Regions from separate parts of the Homo sapiens genome. Here region 2 is linked to region 1. The links are chromatin loops, found by intact Hi-C in ENCODE. Cell type or tissue: CD4-positive, alpha-beta T cell. All regions are shown on one strand. Links, peaks and the distances in the headings refer to the core of each region. The heading gives the core; the rest is flanking DNA.

What was found. Hi-C counts contacts between places; a loop is a spot of excess contacts. Peaks named below come from ENCODE experiments on the same cell type or tissue, not always from the same donor. Only the 100,000 strongest peaks of a DNase experiment are listed, where the experiment ranks them.
Region 2: a loop joins it to region 1, with 3 times the contacts of the local background. A loop is called at or near these places in 3 of 110 quality-filtered maps.

The regions. Positions count from the first base shown.
Region 1 is chr7:139,596,701-139,607,004 of GRCh38, forward strand. It overlaps HIPK2 (homeodomain interacting protein kinase 2), which reads right to left. Exons shown (of 15, transcript NM_022740.5): 10 at 7,381-7,523; 11 at 3,717-3,896; 12 at 17-298. The region is part of intron 2 of LOC105375530 (a long non-coding RNA gene); the gene reads left to right. Among named protein-coding and RNA genes, the nearest start is that of CLEC2L, 78 kb to the left of the region's middle. In CD4-positive, alpha-beta T cell, for the core only: a CTCF peak has its summit at 5,616; a DNase peak (open chromatin) is centred at 5,651.
Region 2 is chr7:140,299,386-140,309,689 of GRCh38, forward strand. It overlaps LOC124901758 (a long non-coding RNA gene), which reads right to left. Exons shown (of 2, transcript XR_007060560.1): 2 at 1,898-3,172. Among named protein-coding and RNA genes, the nearest start is that of SLC37A3, 94 kb to the right of the region's middle. In CD4-positive, alpha-beta T cell, for the core only: a CTCF peak has its summit at 5,320; DNase peaks (open chromatin) are centred at 5,296 and 5,866.

The sequences.
Region 1 (10,304 bases), core at 885-8,884:
GGTGGCACTGCCTCACCTGGTGGGGGCGTGTTTCTGTTCCTCCTCCTCGTCCGTGTCACTGCTGATGGTGATGACGCTGACCGTGGGGCTGGGAGTGTCGGGAATGACAATTGTCTGCCGCTGCCGTTCCCGGGTGGTGCTGGAGGCCACGTCGCCCCACCCACAGGTGACCGAGGTGCTGCAGGCCGGGCTACTGTGCACCATGGCACAGCGGGGAGGTGTGTTCTCCTTGACACGCTTGGATCGCTGTGGGGAGCTGATGGCCTGAGAGGAGGACACCTCACAGGTGGAGACATTTCTGTAATGAGAAAACCACACTCTCACACAGAGGAAGGTCAGGCCCCACAACTCCTTCGAAGGAGCCCAATTGCCTAGAAACACCTGCTTTGCCAAATCTCTGTAAAACACGTCAGTGGCTGCCCAATGAGCCTCCATCTGTGACTGGGAAAGGGATCATTCAGTGAGCGGCTACACAGGCCTTCTCTGGGCTCTGGTTTGGATCTACATGCCTGCTCCCAGCAGGACAAAGGGAGCAGCCAGGGCTTTCGGAGCAGGGAGGGGGCTCTTGTGCCCCAGGCTCTACAGGTCTTGTAGGAGCAGATGTCATGCCAGGATTCCAGCTGTGTTTGCCCCAACACACCCCCTCGCCTTCAGGGTCAAGGCCCTACTTCTGAGCTCTGTCTTGTGTCATCCCTTCAAAGGTACTTAAGTCTTGTTTTGGGGGTGGTGGAAGAATTGGTGTTTGCCACATCAAGCTTTGGTTTCCTTGCTAATGGTTATTCTACTGAAACATTCATTCCTTAAGAGTTTCAGGATCTAAAGGACCTAACCTTGGTGACCAGTGGTTCAGTTTTCCTTCTTTCCTCCTCTGGAAAAAGAACATGACCATCAAAGTATTTGTGTGCATATAATTGCTAAAAACCTTAAAAATGATTTTTCTGGATTTTGCCTCGTGGAGCCTCATGGGAGGCGCATTAGTCTAAATTGTAATAGAAAATTTGGAAAAGTGCAAGAGTTTTGAAAAAGCACTCTTAAAAAGAGAACTTTTAATCTTAATTTTGATCAACTTGAAATTCCTTACTAAATTAACCAGTGTGATTTTTGGTAACTTTAGGGGAAAAATACTTTCTCCCCTCCCTATTAGATCCTCACTGACTCTGGCACAGGGTGAACATCTTTTACCTGAAATGCTTGGTCCAGAAGTGTTTCGGATTTTTGTTTTCAGATTTTGGAATATTTGCATATACATAATGAGATATATTGGGGATGAAACCCAAGTCTAAACACAAAATTCTTTTGTTTCATATACACCTTATACACATAGCCTGAGGTCATTTTATACATTATTTTATAATAATTTTCTGGATGAAACAAAGTTTTGACTGAGACCACATGTCAGGTGTGGAATTTTCCACTTACGGCATCATGTCAATCCTCAAAAAGTTCCGAATTTGGGACAATTTTGGAGTTCTGGATTAGGGATGCTCAACCTGTAGTATCTATGCAGTGAGAGACTAACAGCAATGTATAATGAAACTCAGACTTTTATATGTCTTTAGAGATTCTAGCACCTTCTAGCTAAAGGGATGGCAGTAAAATGAAAATAATTCAATAAAGGTGGATTTATTTTCCTATCTAGCTAGTGCCAGATACATTGCTTGCTCCTTCTAGGGACTGGTAATATGTTTCACTGATATGATTGTACCATTGTTTGTACTTACTATAAACCTATGTATTTGTCGTTGCTAATACATTACAATTTTAAGATTATGTTTTTCACTACCAATGGTTTTAGTATCTCCACTTGGCATTGTTAAGGAAAAGTATGCCTGGCCACATCACCAACAAGGGAGAGACTTCTGGTCTTTCAGACTGTTTTGCTAAGGCATTGGTCTTAAAAATAAGCAAATACATACCTTTCACTATAATTATATCGATCTTGAAATGTACTGGCAATGAGGCTTCATGAAGTCAGCTGGGTGGTGAGTAAACAAAAAGGAGGGACTTGCTAAACAGGTTGGGAGGCTAAGGGTTCTTACTGCCCCTACTCAGCCAAGGTGAACCACAAAGATGCTAAGCTCAGTCCTGGGACAGAGTAGTGCTCCATGTGACCTTGCTGGGCATGACAGCCCATGAGGATTGAGACAGTGGACTTTGTTGCCACCCAGTCTAATAATGACATGGGTGAGCTGTCACAAGGCTGCCAAACAAAAGCGTTCTGGAAAGCTGCCAATGATCTGAGATAAATTTCCCTGAGTTGTCAGAAATACCCAAATAAGGAATCTTGGAGGATGACAACTTCAGCCCTTGGATGAATTTTTGAATAAGAATGAAAAGAAAAAGGCCTAGTTTCTGGTATCTGCTTATATGAGGAAGCAGAAAACCAAAATCACTAGACATTTTGTATACCAGATTTCTCTTGATTGACTTATCGCAAATAAGCAATTAAGCACCTCAAAGCTGTGCCATTAGGAAGAGATGCAGGAGCAATCCTGTAGTCACACGATCTCTCTCTCTCTCTCTGGCTTGGAAATCTCCATTTTTTAAAAAGTCAGGTTTATTAAGGTATAACTGACATATAGCAACATTTCTCCCTTTGAAGTGTTTGATGAGTTTTGACAAATGCACAGTCATAACCCCCCCTACAATCCAGACTTAGAGCTTTTCCCCTCAGGATTCTTCGCAGTCAATCTCCTCCTCTCCTACTGGTCTCTGGCAAGCCCTAATCGGATCTCTGTCTCTATGTTTTGCCTTTTCCGAAATGCCATATAGATGGAATCATACAGCATGCAGCCTTTTGTTGACCTTGATTTTTTCAAAGTGTTCATTGAGATGAGAATGGATTTAAAGGGAATGGGAAAGATTTGTGTTCTGCTGGTTAGTGTCTGGGATTAAACAAGCTATTGCTTCTATTTAAGCAAGGTGCTAAATCAGTTAAACTTCTGATCTTAGATACAAAGAAAGCACATTTCTTTAGTATTTTTTAAAACATTTTTAAACAACTTCAACATTTTAAAATATTTTAAAACAATTATTATGGTAAATTGTTTCCAAAATGAAACTTCAGGTGAAGCTGAGTGTTCTCCAGACAAGTAGAAAGTGACAAAAGATAATTTGCTTCACCAAACTTTAGTCAGGCTTGTGAACCTTCTCCTAGGTCTAACTGTGCACTCTGCTGTACAATCTACTTTTGGCAAAAAACCTTGCTAAGTCAGTTTAGCAAGAACCCACCATCCCTGATATCTGATCACCCTCGATATCTGATGAGGTTCCTCATCCTCCAGGTGTGATATCTGATCACCCGGGCCTGTCATTAGCAAGAATCCTGTTAGGTCAGTTTAGGCAGAATCTCCCTTACCCCTGATGCTTCCTCTTAGTAACTTCCCATCCACCGACACCCCCCAACCCTGCCTTGGCTATAAATTTTCACTCGCCCACGCTGTATGGAGTTGAGCCCAATCTCTCTTGCCCACTGCAAGATTCCATTGCATCCATCCCTACACTATTACCACGGTCTTAAACCAAGTGCTTCCTGCAAACCCTAGGCCAAACCAGGTGGTACAGGATGTTTTGCTAGTCACTGCAGGAAGAGGAGTGCCCCCATCCCATGCAACTGTCCCATGTTCAGAGTGGGTGCTGATACTCCCTAAACTACATTTCTTTAGCACTCACATCCCCTGGGATTTCTCTTCCCTAGGGTGGCTCTCACCACCTACCTCACAGATGACTGGTGCTGCTTACTCTTCCGGGAGGAGGTGGTGCTGGTTGGCTGCTGCCGCATCACGTGGGCCACACCCACATTTAAGGGCTGTGCTGCTGGAAGGGTCACATGACCGGTCAATAGTGCAGGCTGCTGCATGATGGGATTATAATGGCTTCCGTGAGCATGCGTATTTCTGAAAGGCAACCGGGACAACAAGGTGCCTTAGAGGTGTTCTAAAAGTAGAGCTCCTCTATAAGATCAAGCTTCCTCCCCAATTAAACGCTGACTGCAGTTGGTTATCTCACTAGCTGTGCAGCTGCTGAAGGGATGAGCCTGGCCATGTGTGCTCAACGGGTGGGTTTCTTCTACTCATAAGGAGTAGGTGAAACATAACTGGCTGTGAGTGAGAAAGAGGACTTTCAAGTGGGAAGAATGCCAAGTACACCGGCTCCAAGTTTTTAAGTTCTAGGGACTGGAGATAAATATTCCCTCCAACTTTTAAAGTCCCTGAGCACCTAGGTGTTTATCCTGAACAATATTCTATTTTAGAATTTACAGGCCAGGTATGGTGGCTCACACCTGTAATCCCAGCACTCTGGGAGACCGAGGAGGGCAGACGGCTTGAGCTCAAGAGTTTGAGACCAGCCTGGGCAACATGGCAAAACCCCCTTTCTACCAGAAATACAAAAAATTAGCTGGGCATGGTGGGGTGCACCTATGGGCCCAGCTACTCGGGAGGCTGAGGTGGCAGGATCACTTAAGCCTGGGAGGCAGAGGTTGCATGAGCCGAGATTGTGCCACTGCACTCCAGCCTGGGTGACAGAGCGAGACACTGTCTCAAAAAAAAAAAAAAAGTTTCACCTTAATTTTATAAAAAAAATTTTTAAATGAAGAAAAAGCGGAATTTACACAGTGTCTTCAATGGGTTATTTTATTCCACTCTGTGACGTAGGCAGGATATCTTAGCAATACCATTTTATTAAAGAAGAAATTATACTTTACGTGAAAAACAAACTTTGAAGCCTGGGAGCCATATGCTTCTGGTGTTAGGAAGTGTTAATGTTCTTTTGAATTCCCTCAGTGGCTGGAACAATGCTCAGGCATATAGCAGCTGATCAATTAATTACACGCTTGCTGAATGAATAATTAGATTAACTGAAGGTTGACTAGACAAGTATAAAGTTGGTATTAAATCAAAATTAATAACAGTCATGATAGAAATACTGGCAGCCCTCATCCTAAAAACGGGTTATGTTTCACAATTCTTATAATTTGGGTTGTATGAAGCTTAAAGCCTTGTTTTCCCACAGAAATGTTAAAGGTGGTGACTGACTCAGAGATTGGCCCATAAGAGCTCATTTAACACATAATAAAATTCAAAGCTAAAGGATAATTCATTTGAATTTTAGAAAATTATAAGAACCTATTGTTGCAACATGGGGAAAAGGATGAACAGGAAAAAAGAAGTAGATGAACACTTTTGTAGGGATTTTGATAGCGCCTTTTGGGCATTTACATGGACTTTAGAAACTCATATTATGGCTTCTTTTTTTTTTTTTTTTTTTTTGAGATGGAGTCTCAGTCTGTTGCCCAGGCTGGAGTGCAGTGGTGCGATCTCGGCTCACTGCAACCTCTGCCTCCTGGGTTCAAGCGATTCTCCTGCCTCAGCCTCCCGAGTAGCTGGGATTACAGGCGTGCACTGCCACGCCCAGCTAATTTTTGTATTTTTAGTAGAGGCGGGGTTTCGCCATGCTGACCAGGCTGGTCTCAAACTCCTGACCTCAGGTGATCTGCCTGCCTTGGCTTCCCAAAGTGCTGGGATTACAGACGTGAGCCACTGCATCCGACCAAGAAACTGATATTATGGCTTCTTTATTTTGTTGTAGCTCTTTCTCCTGTAGACAGGTGGCACTCTTTCTCTTTTGAGTCAGGCCTAGCACTGGTACTTCTGTTTGTTAGCCACAATAATAGATGTTCTTTGGCTCACACATGAAATGGAGAGAGACCAGGAAGAGAGTATGCTGGCTTTAGATGTCTCCTGTGGTCACTAGGTAAGAGATGTCAAAACGAAAGGAAGGAGGGAGGAGGAATAAGAAAATATGTAGGAATTAGTAAGTGTATGTGTATTTCTGAAATTAGATGAGCTATAAATGCTGAAAGACAAAAGGGAAAAAAAGGAATATGTCATGTGTGTGGTCTTTTAGGAGAAAAAGGGGCGAGGGAAAAAAAAAAACCCAGTTGGTCAGACAGCTTTCCACTCGGCTGCTCCTAAGGAGCTGGAGGAGGAAAGGCAATCTTGCTGAGCATGGGCCGATGTGATAGTGGGGAGGGAAGATGACAGGTTTATTTAATGCCTGTCATGTACCGGGCACTGCGATGGTGCATGTTAAATATAGGCCAAGTGCTTTGTATTTTATCTTACTTTAAACCTCCCAACAATCCTGTGAAGCAGGCATTACTATCCCCACTTTATTGAAGAAGAAACTGAGGTGCATAAAGGTTAACTTGCCCCAGGTCATGCAGAGCCAGGATTGAACTCAGCTCTACATGGTTTGAGATGGAGTCTCACTCTGTTGCCCAGGCTGGAGTGGTGGCATGAGGGCGTTGCCAGAAGGGAAGTGAGTGGGACTGTGGGGAAGGGCCCAGGTACTCTGTACTGGGCAGAAAATGAACTGGAGGAATGGAGGAAGCTGCAGTAGGGGTCTGACTGGGGGCTTATATCACCACCTTTCTTCTTTTCTCGGAGAGATCTTAATTCACAATAGCCTTGTAGGTCAGAATAAGAACTGTGGGAGGTTCCCTGTGTGATATGGAGGCTGTCAGGGGGTTGAGGGGAGTGACCTGTCCTGATATTCGTGCAGAATGAGAGATAGCCCAATAGGGCCATGAGGAGTTGGGGACAACTTGGAGGGTTGCCATCTGGCTCTGCACTGGTGAAGGGGCCATTGTGGTGGTGTTCGGGGGAAGGTACAAGGGTATCTAGCCATAAAAATAACAGAGGAGCGCATCTGTGAGGAAATCATGAGTTGGGCAGGGTAGAGTTCTGGAAACAGATGCAGGGGGTATGCTGTGCTGGCAGGCAGTCAGGTGGACGCCTCTGGGGTGTGTGGGAAGTAGACTCTGATCTGTAAGATATGACTATTAACTGAAGAGGCACACTCAGCAAACATGCCAGCATTTACCCTTCCAAATAAACCCCATTCTGTCAAGCCATCCCGTGGGAGGTCAGATAGACTCCAGAGTACCCCCGTCTCAAACATCTTCAGAACACTTTCTAGAATTGCTTAGGGCTTTGGGGACCCTCTTCTGCATTCTTTCACTGGTGACAGACCTTTGTTTTCTGAACGTAGAATTTAATTCTGAGAAACTACCAAACATCATCCAGAACCAAGTCTGGTGAATTACACTGATGAGTAAATGACATAACTGAATTCTGGGTGGAAATGACAACCAAGCATAAATTAATGAAACTGATTTTCTTGTATCCTGGTATATTATTTAAAAATTGCTTCTTGTTACCCTGCACTCATAGTCCACACAATATTTTTAGAAGCTTTAAAAAGCTCTCTACAAACCGGGGAATTGAAGTACAGGCCAGCCTGGCAGCCCTGTGTTGGCAGTGGACGTGCCTCCCATCCCAGACACACCCACTCACCCTAGAGGGGTTTCCTGCTTACCTCCAGTCCGCCAGCTGCTGGGTGCCTGCCATGGTCTCGGGAATCACGGTGGCATGCTGCACTGATGTGTGGGTGGCCACTCCAGTCAGTTGCTGCCATGCTGGGGGAAGCAGGATCTGCTGGGTCCCACTTGGCCAAGCCTGCTGTAGAACACAGGACATGTGCAATGACCATGTTTGCTAATCACATAATTGATTTGCATGAACCCACACTTATTCTGTGCCTGGGGTTGTGCTAGACATTCTCATGGGTGTGAGAGTGAGGGCCTGGTCTCTGGCCTCAAAAACTAAAGTAAGGGGAGATAAACAATGAACATACAGGCCGGGTGCAGTGGCTCACGCCTGTAATCCTAGCACTTTGGGAGGCTGAGGAGAGCGGATCACGAGGTCAGGAGATCCAGACCATCCTGGCTAACACAGTGAAACCCCATCTCTACTAAAAATACAAAAAATTAGCTGGGCGTGGTAGCGGGCACCTGTAGTCCCAGCTACTTGGGAGGCTAAGGCAGGAGAATGGCATGAACCTGGGAGGTGGAGCTTGAAGAAGTGAGCCGAGATGGCGCCACTGCACTCCAGCCTGGGCGACAGAGCGAGACTCCGTCTCAAAAAAAAAAAAAAAAAAAAAAAAAAGAACATATATGAACTAAGTAGAAGATAATTAAGTACAGGGACACAGCTGTATGGAAGGGATTCATTCATGTTGAAGAATGATTTCTTTATAAATTTGCTCTAATGAGCAATGCTTGAAGTTTCTGAAAGTTTATTTATTTACTTGTTCTGTCCCACAACTATGTACAGGGGATTAGGGTAGTTGAGTTGAGCTAGATGAGGGTGACCGCTGGCCCTCAAGAAGCTTTCTGCCTAGTATCCTTTATTTAACATTTTACCTTTGATTTATCAATTAGAATCTAGGTTCCAGCTTGTGTTATCTTCTGAATCTAAGTTTACACAATTCTAAGATCACCAAATATCTGGAACCTACATCTGAGAGCAAGCAAGTATGAAGTAAAATTCTTAGCTGTGACTATAGCTTAATTGAGAATTACTTTGATTTCTCAAAGCAAAAATGAGAGAGAGGCGGAAGTCACTGCTTGAACCTAATTTTTCTAAGAAATCTAAAATGAACGTTTGTGATTCTTCCTTGATAGATTCACTGGTGTGTGTGTGTGTGTGTGTGTGTGTGTATGTTGTGTTTTAAGCTCTTTTAATCCATGATCACTATTCTGCTTGTCTTTGGTCATTAGATGATTCAGACTGAATACCACTGCCTAAAGTTGGACACTTAAAGCATAGTCACTAAGGTAAAATACCTTTTGGACAGATCAAATATTTAAAGGTTTGATATCTTAGCCATCTCTCTTTCTATCAGAGTGGATGTGACTAACATTGGGTAATTTATCGAATGCAGTGCTTCACAAACTGTGCATGTGCTCAGTGTGGGTGTTTTATAGGTACAAATACGCAATTCTGGAAATGGATTACAGATTTGAGTCAGGGCCTAAAAAACATTGACGCTTATAAAAATGAGAGAATCACATTTGAGAGCTGAGTGGACCAGTTCACCTGTTCCGTTATTTTCATGTTGCACCTGAGGCCCAGTGCAATCTCTTAGATGTTTTTGATACTGTTTGTTTGCTTTTGATATAGGCAGAAGCTCAGGGACCATGCGCATACCATGAGTGCTTAATATCTGTTGATAAAATGAAAGAAGCAACTCTACCAACGCTATTAACTACAGTTAATTGTATTTCAGGTTTACTTAACTCACAGAAAGCGGAAACATAATTTAATTGATTAAAACAGTTGCAAATTCCAAATATTAAATAAATAACAATTTCGTTTGCAGTAAGGTTTCTACTGACTTAGCCAATTGGAACTCATTTCAGAGCTCATGAAAAGCATTAGTTTTAACTAATGTCATTTAAAAAATAAATCTTGATATCAAGCTAAGGTTATCATTTTTCTTCTATTTCCCTGAAATGGATATTAACATTTTACCTCAAAGAGATAGGGTAGAAAGACTATTTTTGACTTATTTCACTGATTGATATGCTTGGCTCATTTGTGACAACGCTTCATCAGACATTTTTATAATTTATTACTACTAACAAGAATGAAGTGAACATTTCTTAATGGATATTGTGTGCCAAACACAGAGTTAAGTCATAAATGAGTTTCTGACTACTTCTTTTTTCTGACTTCTTAATACCAGTTCTGTGAGGTAGGGACTGTTATTTTCTTCCATTTCTAAGATTAATAAATTGAGACACAGAGAGGTTAATAATATTAATAACTTGCCCTGAAATATGGTAAATTAAACATATACATTTATTGCCTTCTTTACACTCAACTAAAATGATAGTAAAGGAATAAAAAATACAGATTCATAAGGGCAAAGAGAGTAGGAGAGAGGCAATCACCATGAATAAAATTTTAGAAGCTGAAAAACTGATGGACAATTACTAAGTGAATTAACAGACTGAAGGAATCTAAGATCAGGTCTTCATTTCCCCTTAGTTCCCAGATCCTTGGTGTACATGCTTATACCACCCTCCACTCCCCGCCCCAAAGCAGGAGGCTAGACAATTCTCTCTAGGGGAAATGACTAGTCCAAGAGAAAATAACTACAGATATGACATTTAAGGATCAGGGGATCTGTCAGTGAAAATGCTGGACTTGCCTCTTTTCAGTCTATAGAGAAGCCCACATTCAATAGTCTCTCCCCTACCCTCCAGGTTTCCAATTAGTTTTTTAGTGCTTTAGTCTTAAATAGGAATGAATAGCTAATGATCACCAGACAGTAAAGGAAGCCTCTAACCTGAAAGAGAATAAAATAAGCAAACAAAAGAAAGAGGAAACAAAAACAGTGTGGGAATCAGAAGAAAATTTTCTAAAATCTATAATTAATGCCTTTACAGAGTTAAA
Region 2 (10,304 bases), core at 1,503-9,502, 700 kb after region 1:
TATTTTTACTAGAGACGGGGTTTCGCCAAGTTGGCCAGGCTGGTCTTGAACTTCTGACCTCAGGCGATCCACCCACCTCGGCCTCCTAAAGGGCTGGGATTACAGGTGTGAGCCACCGCACCCGGCCATGTTGTTTTTTTTAGAGATGGGGTCTTGCTATGTTTCCCAGTGGCTGCCCATCAGCATAATCATAGCTCACTGTAGCCTTGAACTCCTGGGCTCAAGCAGTTCTCCCACTCAGCCTCCTGAGCAGCTAGGACTACAGGCATGCACTACCACACCCAGCTTGCTTTTACTGTTTCTGTGAAAGGAATCATGTTGTATATGACTTGCTTCTTTTCCCCCTCCTCAAAATAATGGTTTTCTTTTTTGTTGTTGTTGTTCTTTTTATTTTGATGAAGTCTCGTTCTGTTGCCCAGACTGGAGTGCAGTAGCATGATCTCAGCTCACTACAACCTCCGCCAACCAGGTTCAAGCGATTCTCCTGCTTCAGCCTCCAGAGTAGCTGTGATTACAGATGCTCACCCCAGCTGATTTTGTATTGTTAGTAGAGATGGGGTTTCACCATGTTGGCCAGGCTGGTCTCGAACTCCTGACCTCAAGTGATCCACCTGCCTCTGCCTCCCAAAGTGCTGGAATTACAGGCATGAGCCGCCACACCCAGCCCCCACTCAAAATAATGGTTTTCTTGATTGATTCCTGGCTCACTGATTGCCATCTTCTCCCTGAGTCCTCACATGGCCGAACTGGTGAGGGAGCTCACTGGGGGTTAGGATTTTTACATATGAATTTCGTGGGGCACACAAATATTCAGACCATTCCAGGACTGGGACTGCAGGTGCAGGCCACCTCACCTGGCTAATTTTTGTATTTTTAGTACAGACAGGGTTTCACTATGTTGGCCAGGCTGGTCTTGAACTCCTGACCTTGTGATCCATTCACCTCAGCCTACGAGGGCTCACCAGAGCCCTGTGAGGAGGAGTTGGAATGGCCACTTTATTTATGCAGCAGTCATTGATGAAAACCCAGTTTCACCCACACTTGTGGATGGAGAGGGAAGCAAGGCTCCTCATGCCCTCATTATGCAATTTGTGGGTAACAGCCTCCAGGTCTCCAGTGGTTTCTATGGGGCAGGCAGTCCAGGGCCCTAATGTGGGCTTCAAGGGCTGGTCACCAGTCGATTACCCACTGGGGTAGCCCAACTTCAGGCTCTGGTCACCACCCAGCGGTTGGAAAATCACCTTCAAAGGTGCTGTGAGCAGGTGAACGTCACAGACCCACACGAGAGCACGGGCTGGCTTGGGAACTGCTGTCCTGTCGGTTAACAGCCCAATAGGTTAACAGGATAGGCCTAGGCTACTTTTACCAGATCCCTGGATCTCCCTAAAAAAAGGATCCTGACAATACCGGTCTCTAGATCCTTTCTAGAAATGCAGAATCAAATGCCATACCAGAGGACAAATGAATCTGAATCTTGCTTTTTTTTTTCTTTTTTTCTTTTTTGAGATAGGGTCTCACTCTTGCCCAGGCTGGAGTGCAGTGGCGCAATTATATTATGTAATAGGTCACTGTAGCTCTGACACCTACCCCGCCAACCACGGAGCTCAAGCGATCCTCCCACCTCAGCCTCCTGAGTAGCTGGGACTACAGGCATGTGTCACCACGCCCAGTTAATTTTTTATTTTTTTGTAGAGGAGACAGGATCCCCCTGTCTTGCCCAGGCTGGTCTCAAACTCCTGGGCTCAAGTGACCCTCCTGCCTCAGCCCCCCAAAGTGCTGGATTTACAGGCATGAGCCATTGCACCTGGCCTGAATTTTGCATTTTAGTAAGATCCCAAGTGACCTGTACCCACGTTCAAGGTTGGGAAGGACTGGCCTACATCTTTCATTGTGTGTGTATTTTTAAATAAATGTTTTTATTAAAATAGAGCACACATACAGAACCATTTGATAAATTATCACAAAGTGAATCCATAGAGGCACCCAGCCCCCCGATTAAGAAATAGAATAGGGCTAGGGTTAATAGCACCCTAGAAGTTCTCTTTCCCAGACACTCACCCCCAACCCTGGTCCCCAAAGGTAACCAATATTCTCGCTTCTAATGGCATAAGTTAATTTGATCCACATTTGTTCTTCATGTACATGGAATCATATTGCACGTATTTTTTTGTGTCTGGCTGCTTTCGTTTGTGAGATTCTAAAATCCTCACTAGGAACCCCAGCCTTCCACTGTGTACTTACACATTTTATACTGCTCTCTCATGTTTCCTGAGTCTTCTATCCCCAGAAAACTGTAAAGTTAAGGAAAGCCCATTTTATCCAAATAAATATTTAGCGAGCACCCACACTGTGCCAGGATTGTGGGGGGCTGAACCCCAACATGTGTTGCCAAATCGAGAGTTCCGTGTCATGTGAGGCATCTTGCCTAAGTAGTTTTCAGGGATGTGGAAGATTCACGTTGGTATGTGATTTCAATCTCTGAAAGGAATTTATTACCTGCCCTAAAGACACCCCAAACTGCACTTCAGCACACAGCTAACAAGTGACAGCAGGCTTCTCGCTTATGTCTTTAGAACACATCATAAAACCTAGTTCCCAGGAGCTGCTGTCTCGATGATTTCTGCTTTTCTTCAAGTGTTATTTGGTTAAATATTGAGATTCCCTCAGCTAAAAGTTATAAGTCTCTCAGAAAGCTGTTGATGCTTGTTCTTCTCAGGGCTTCCAGAAATAAATTATGCACGGACACTTTCCCCATTGATGGTTGTGACACTTAAGCCCTCTTGTTTGTTTAATTTTTAAAATATTTTTGAGACAAGGTCTCACTCTGTCGCCCAGGCTGGAGGGCAGTGGTGCAATCATGGCTCACTGCAGCCTCAACCTCCAGGGCTCAAGTGATCCTCCCACCTCTCAGCCTTCCCAGTAGCTGGGACTACAGATGCGTGCCACCACACCTGGCTAGTTTTTGTATTTTTTGTAGAGACAGGGCTTTGCCATGTTCCCCAGGCTTGTCTTGAACTCCTGGGCTTAAGTGATCCACCCGCCTCCATCTCCCAAAATGACAGGATTACAGGCATCAGCCACCGTGCCTGCCTTCTTGTTTGATTTGTTCACTGTCAGTGTTGCTGAGACCAATAGTCAGTCACCTTCTTTCTGGGCCTTGATTTTCTCATCTCTGAAAAGGAGGAAATGTATTACATCAGAGGTTTCTAACCTGAAATCCCTGGATCTCCCAGGGAATCCATTAATCCCTGGAAATTATATGGAAGATTATGCATGTGTGTATTCGAGGGGAAGGGAGTCCGGAATAACTACCCCCATCCCCTCCCAAAATTAAACACCATCATGCTCAGTAATACCCAATAATTTTTTTGTTTGTTTGTTTTTTTGAGACAGAGCCTCCCTCTGTCACCCAGGCTGGAGTGCAGTGGTGCAATCTCGGCTCACTGCAACCTCCGCCTCCCAGGTTCAAGCAATCCTCCTGCCTCAGCCTCCCGAGTAGTTGGCATTACAGGCACCTGCCACCACACCTGACTAATTTTTGTATTTTTAGTAGAGACGGAGTTTCCCCATGTTGGCCAGGCTGGTCTCGAACTCCTGACCTCGAGTGATGTGCCTGCCTTGGCCTCCCAAAGTGCTGGGATTACAGGTGTGAGCCCCCACATCCAGCCCCCAAGAACATTTTGGAGCACTATCATTCCACAATCATGTGGCTACTTGTGTCAGCTGCAGAGCATCACTTTTGCTAAGTGTCTGGTTCCAGCTGAATCTTAAGAAAAGGTGATTCACTTTGCCTTTTTCCTTCCATAAGTTTTTCTGCCCTAACAGAAAGAATACTGTAAAAGTGCAACACCTCTTAATAGCGTCGCCCTCTGATCTCTTCAGGTGAAGGTCATTTCATTTAAAATAGCAAGGTCCTGAATCACGTCCATCAATTTTCATATAACCTCAATCTGGGTCCTTTTGTATTTGGCTGGCTTGTTTTCTAAATGCTGGAGCTATTCTAACCCTCAGAACGTGTCTGCAGGTCTGGTTATCATAACCAAATGGATGGGAGACGGGAGCATACCAATATATTTGGAACAATTCAACAATCCAATTTTCTCTACCCAGAGAAACAGCTCTGCAGCAGCCCCGAATGGCTACACATGCCAGGTTTGCCTAATTGGACATGGGTGTTAGCCCATCACCTGAGCAAAGGAGGGAAGCAGAACCCTCCCTGCCTGTCATGTTCAGAGCTCATTAGTTCCCACACAATCACATTAGGTTACAGATTTTCTGTGTGCCAGTTCCCCAGCGGTACCCTAGCAACAAGTTGAGCCAACAGTTTTCATTACAAACTGCCTTGGTCAGTATAAAGGAACCATCTTATATTTCTTCCAGAGAGCAAAACATGCTAGACTCTTAAGTGTTCTTAATAATTGGCTTCACTGCAGATGATAGAGGTGGTTTCAGAACTCATCCTCTTCCTAAAATATGTATTTCTCTGTTCTTAGTTCTCTAAAGAAATAGAGCTCCATGGCCTAGCGCAGTGCCTCACGCCTGTAATCTCAGCACTTTGGGAGGCCGACGTGGGTGGATCACCTGAGGTCAGGAGTTCGAGACCAGCCTGACCAATATGGTGAAACCCCGCCTCTACTAAAATTACAAAAAATTAGCTGAGCGTGGTGGCATGCGCCTGTAGTCCCAGCTACTCAGGAGGCTGAGACAGGAGAATCTCTTGAACTCGGGAGGCGGGGAGGTTGCAGTGAGCTGAGATTGCGCCACTGCACTCTAGCCTGGGCGACAGAGCAAGAGTGCATCTCAAAAAAAAAAAAAAAAAAAAAGGAAAAAAGGAAAAAAGAAATAGAGCTCCATGATCAACCTTTGTGACTCCAAGTGTGGCCCACGAACCAACCACCGCAGCATCATTTGGAGATTGCTAGAAATGAAAACATCTCAGCCCCACTCCAGACCATCTGGGCTAGAATCTGCACTTTAACCAGATCTTCAGGTGACTCACACATGCAAATTCAAAAAGTACTCCAGAGAAATCACCCAAAGCCCCACTAGTAGACAGTATCTGCCTTACATCTGTGACCTTCTAGCAAGTAATTCATGATCACTAAATGTGAGCCTCTTTCCTTCTCCCTGTTAAAACCCAGGGCACCACCAGAGAAGCTTAGAGGGAGGAAGGGAAGGAGAAACAGGCCCAGAAGATGAAGAACTTGGAGAGAGAAGGAGTAATGAAGATGGAGGAGTGAAAAATGAAAGGGCTTGGGGTGGCCTTCAGAGCCTCCCCATAAGGGGTTTTAGGCCTTCAGGGTGTTCTCCGTAGTCACACACTGCCTCCTAGAGTTACTTGGTTAATAGTCTCTAAATAGGACTCACTTTTTAACTTTGATGACTTTTGAAAAGAAATGCATGTCTCAGGTTTTATGTGCATGTTATAATTTTTCTTTTTGAGACAGGGTGTCACTCTGTTGCCCAAGCTGGAGTGCAGTGGCACTATCTCAGCTCATGGCAACCTCTGCCCCCCAGGCTCAAGCCATCCTCCCACCTCAGCCTCCCAAGTAGCTGGGACTACAGGCGTATGCCACTACACCTGGCTAATTTTTGTGTTTTTGTAGAGCCAGAATTTTGCCATGTCACCTAGGCTGGTCTTGAACTCCTGGGCTCAAGTGATCTGCCCACTTCGCCCTCCCAAAGTGCTGAGATTACAGGTATGAGCCACCATGCCCAGCCATATTTTTTTCTAATACACATTAAAATAGATTCGTGGCTATTAACATTTTGTGAAGTGTTGTTTGTAACCACTGCAGACGATCCCTGGGGACACCTGATCTGGAAGAATGATAGTCCAAGTGGTGCAGGAAGTCCCCTGAGAGCTGGCACAAAATCTACAGGGCTGGTTCTATATCCTCTTTTGTGTGTGTGTGTGTGTGTGTGTGTGTGTGTGTGTGTGTGTGTGTGTGACGGAGTCTCGCTCTGTCACCAAGGCTGGAGTGCAATGGCGCAATCTCAGCTCACCGCAACCTCCGCCTCCCGGATTCAAGCAATCTTCCTGCCTCAGCCTCCCAAGTAGCTGGGATTACAGCCATCCACCACTATGCCCAGCTAATTTTTGTATTTTTAGTAGAGACAGGGTCTCACCATGTTGGCCAGGCTGGTCTTGAACTCCTGATCTCAGGTGATCCCACCTGTCTTGGCCTCCCAAAGTGCTGGGATTACAAGCATGAGCCACCATGCCCGGCTTTTTTTCTTTTTTCTTTTTGAGACAGAGTCTTGCTCTGTCACCCAGGCTGGAGTGCAGTGACATGATCACAGCTCACTGCAGCCTGGACCTCCTATCCTCCCTCCCGAGTAGCTAGGACCACAGGTATGCACCACCATGCCTGGTCAATTATTTTTTTATTTTTTTTATTTTTTTAGTAGAGATAGAGTCTCATTATGTTGGCCAGGCTGGTCTCGAACTCCTGGGCTCAAGTGATCCTCCCACCTTGGTCTCCCAAAGTGTTGAGACTACAGGCATGAGCCACTGAACTGGGCTGAGGTTCGTACTATTTTCTCATGTGTCTAAACTGCATTGCAGGACACAAGGGTGTGGTATAATAGTTGTTATTCAGCCAAGTTAAAGCAGCAGTCCACTGCAGATCAGGAGGACCACTCACATAGAACCTGCTTAAGGGTAGTGGCAAGAACTTGGAATAATGATTGCAGATTAGGCCAAGCACAGTGGCTTATACCTGTAATCCTGGCACTTTGGGAGGCTGAGGCAGGCAGACCACTTGAGGTCAGGAGTTTGAGATCAGCCTGGCCAACATGGTGAAACCCCGTCTCTACTAAAAATGCAAAAATTAGTCGGGCATGGTGGCAGGTGCCTGTAGTCCCAGCCACTCAGGGGGCTGAGGCAGGAGAATTGGTTGAACCCACAAAGCAGAGGCTGCAGTGGGCCGAGATGATGCCACTGCACTCCAGCCTGGGTGACAGAGTGAGACTCCATCTCAACAACAAAAAAAAGATTGTAGATTAACAAGCAAATGTTTGCTTAATACTGTAAGTTAACATAAGGCACATGGGTTAGGTTGGCTAGAGTCCTGACTACAGCAGCCATCCAAGACCATCATCTGGGTTCAGAGCATGGATCTAAAAGAAGCAAGAAGCCCTCATCTGGATGTCGGTTGGCCTGAAGGAGCCTGGGGGCCTCTGATCTCCTGCAAGTCACGGCCACGCTTTCCTTCACTTAGCAGCTGGCCTCCACAGAGATGTCAGCAATTCGTAGGAACGGTTGTTCCCTTTATCCTTTGAGAAAAGGGACATGCAAAATAAGCCAAACATTTTCTAGTGTGAACAGACTGAGGTGCTACTTTTAAAAAGAAACAGGGAGCAACCGAAAAGTCCAATGGAAAACAGAAAATAACCAAGAGGTCAGAAACTAACACCAGAGAAGAAAGTAGCAATGATTTAAATGTGCGCATTAACAGTTCACAGGAATGGAACAGAGTTTCCATACGCTGAAAGGTGAGTCTCTTTTCCATCTCCACCGAGAGCACAACTTCAAAGGAACAGACTCAAATTGTCGGAAGGGCTAAAAAGAACAACTTTGACTTGTTAGGGATATCAGACTCTGATCCAAACTAACAAAGGAAATAATGTGCTCGCCTTGGAAAATCTTTTTTTTTAAATGGATAGCTTAAAAAAAAAAAGTGCGCCTGGCTGTATTGTGGGCTAGGGGCGGGTTCTGGCTGGACATTAGGGGTAGAGTCTCTGGTGTCTTTCAATCGGTTATAAAAAGCTCCTAGGCCCTCAGTCCAGTCTTTTCTAGAAGTACAATTAATTATATTGCATTAAATATTGCCTGCGGTAAGTGGGCCATCAATGAAGCTGAGTCTTTCTGTTATTTCTGTTTCCGTGCTTTGAAGACAAGTGTCCTCTCACAGAGCTCTTTGTAAACAGACTTTCTGCCAATTGAATAGAGTAGATTAATTGCACTATAGGAGGAGGGAGAACTTGCAATGTAAAGTGATTCTATGGTACGCTTTACTGTAAAAATGAGAGTCTATTGTAAATGTGGGTTTTTGAAAAGCAAAATGGAAGAGCCCAGGCCAGGTAAAAGAATGAATTCCCATCGCACATAGGATAGAGAAGCAGGGCAGCCGGCAGGTGCCGCATGCACATAAAGCTGTTAGCACCATGCCTAGCCCTGAGGACTCAAGCAACCCATGGAAGCTCCTGAAATACTATCAGCCTGTTTGGATACTGTTATCCTCCTATTCTCCCACGTCTACATAAGCACCAGCAATGACGGAGGATTAAGATTTCATCTAGTGCTCATCAATCTCTTAAATCTCTGTTCAGGAACTGACAGTGGTTCAAATCCCAGCTCTCAGCCGGGCACGGTGGCTCATGCCTGTCATCCGAGCACTTTGGGAGGCCGAGGCGGGTGGATCCCTTGAGGCCAGGAGTTTGAGACTAGCCTGGCCAACATGGTGAAACCCTGTCTCTACTAAAAATACAAAAATTAGCTGGGTGCGGTGGTGGGCACCTGTAATCCCAGCCACTCAGGAGGCTGAGGCAGGAGAATCACTTGAACCCAGGAGGCAGAGGTTGCAGTGGGCCAAGATCATGCCATTGCACTCCAGCCTGGTCGACAAAAGCAAAACTCCGTCTCAAAAAAACAAAAAAACAAAACAAAACAAAACAAAAAAAACCCGCCCTCCTCTCTCTCCACTTAGGTCAAGCCAACCTTCTCCCTAACCTCTGCAAAACTTCAGCTCCTCCCTGCTCTTGCCTTTTTCCGCACTCCTGGGAGCAAAGAGATGAAAACAGATGGTTGCAAATGACTCCTATGGACTGGAGCTGAAATGTAGGTTGAAGGTAACAGTGGAGAGAGTACAGGCAAACAAAGCCCAAAGTCCAGCTCCTTCTCCTCAGCTTTCTGCTCCCTCCAACTTTCCTCTGGAAAGTTCTCAACAGTAAACAGCTCACACAGTTCGGGAAGTTTGAGGGGCTTGCACTTTTTCCATGAAACTCTTCAAACAATCATATGAAAATATATTGCAATTATTAGACATCTGGTTTACCCAAATAATATTATATACAAGTACCATTTAATACAGAAGTCGGATTTTACTGCTTTTGGTGAAAGGCCAGAGTGAGATTAAAGAGCAAAGAACAGCACAATGTAACCTGAAGTTAGAGTCAGAGTGAATAACATTGCAAAGGAACTTTCAAAGGAGGAATTATTTCTGGGTCAATTTAACTGTAGAGTCTAAAATAACTTTAGCCGCCAGCTCAGAAGATAAAGTCTAAACGGACATGTCTGTGTCAAAGAGTAAGAAACTAGCTTTTTCTGAAACATTTCTTTCTTTCTTTTTTTTTTCTGAGACGGAGTCTTGCTCTGTCACCCAGGCTGGAGTGCAGTGGCACGATGTCGGCTCACTGCAACCTCCGCCTCCTGGGTTCAAGCAATTCTCTGCCTCAGCCTCCCGAGTAGCTGGCATTACAGGCACCTGCCACCACGCCCGGCTAGTTTTTGTATTTTTAGTAGAGACGGGGTTTCACCATCTTGGCCAGGCTGGTCTTGGACTCCTGACCTCGTGATCCACCAGCCTTGGCCTCCCAAAGTGCTAGGATTACAGGCGTGAGCCACTGCACCTGGCCTGAAACATTTCTCAAGTGAATACACATTAGAATTATCCCCCAAACCTTTCTAGTGAAAAGGGTTGATCGATTGGAAGGGTCTAGATGTGTCACTCCTCAGTCCAAACTGCTGAGTGGGAAATGGGTTCCAGAAAAGGCTTGTCTCCGTTTGGAAAACATAAAGTTGGCCAGCGAATGATGCATTAAGGTCAAGTCTAATCACTGTAAATGTTGTGTCCTCTGCAGCCCGCCTATGAGGCAGCTGGGGCTTCAGCTCTCTGAATTTACAGTCTAAGAATCTGTCTCTGCTTATCCTGCCTTCTGCCCTTTTGTAGGTTAAATGTGTCCCCCAAAAAGATATATTGACTCTTAACCCCAACTACCTGTAAAGGTGACCTTATTTGGAAATAGGATCTTTGCAGATATAATCAAGTTTAAACGAGGTCATACTTAATTAGAGTGGGCCCTACTCCACTATGACTGGGGTCCTTATAAGATCAGGAAACAGAGACAGAGATACACACAACACAGAGGGAAGACAATGTGAAGAGATCTAGGGAGAATGTCCCGTGATGACGGAGGCAGAGATTGAAGCGGTGCATCTACAAGCAACAGACCACCCAGGATTGTTGGTGACACCAGAAGCTGGAAGAGGCGAGGAAGGATTCCCCACTGGAGTCTTCAGA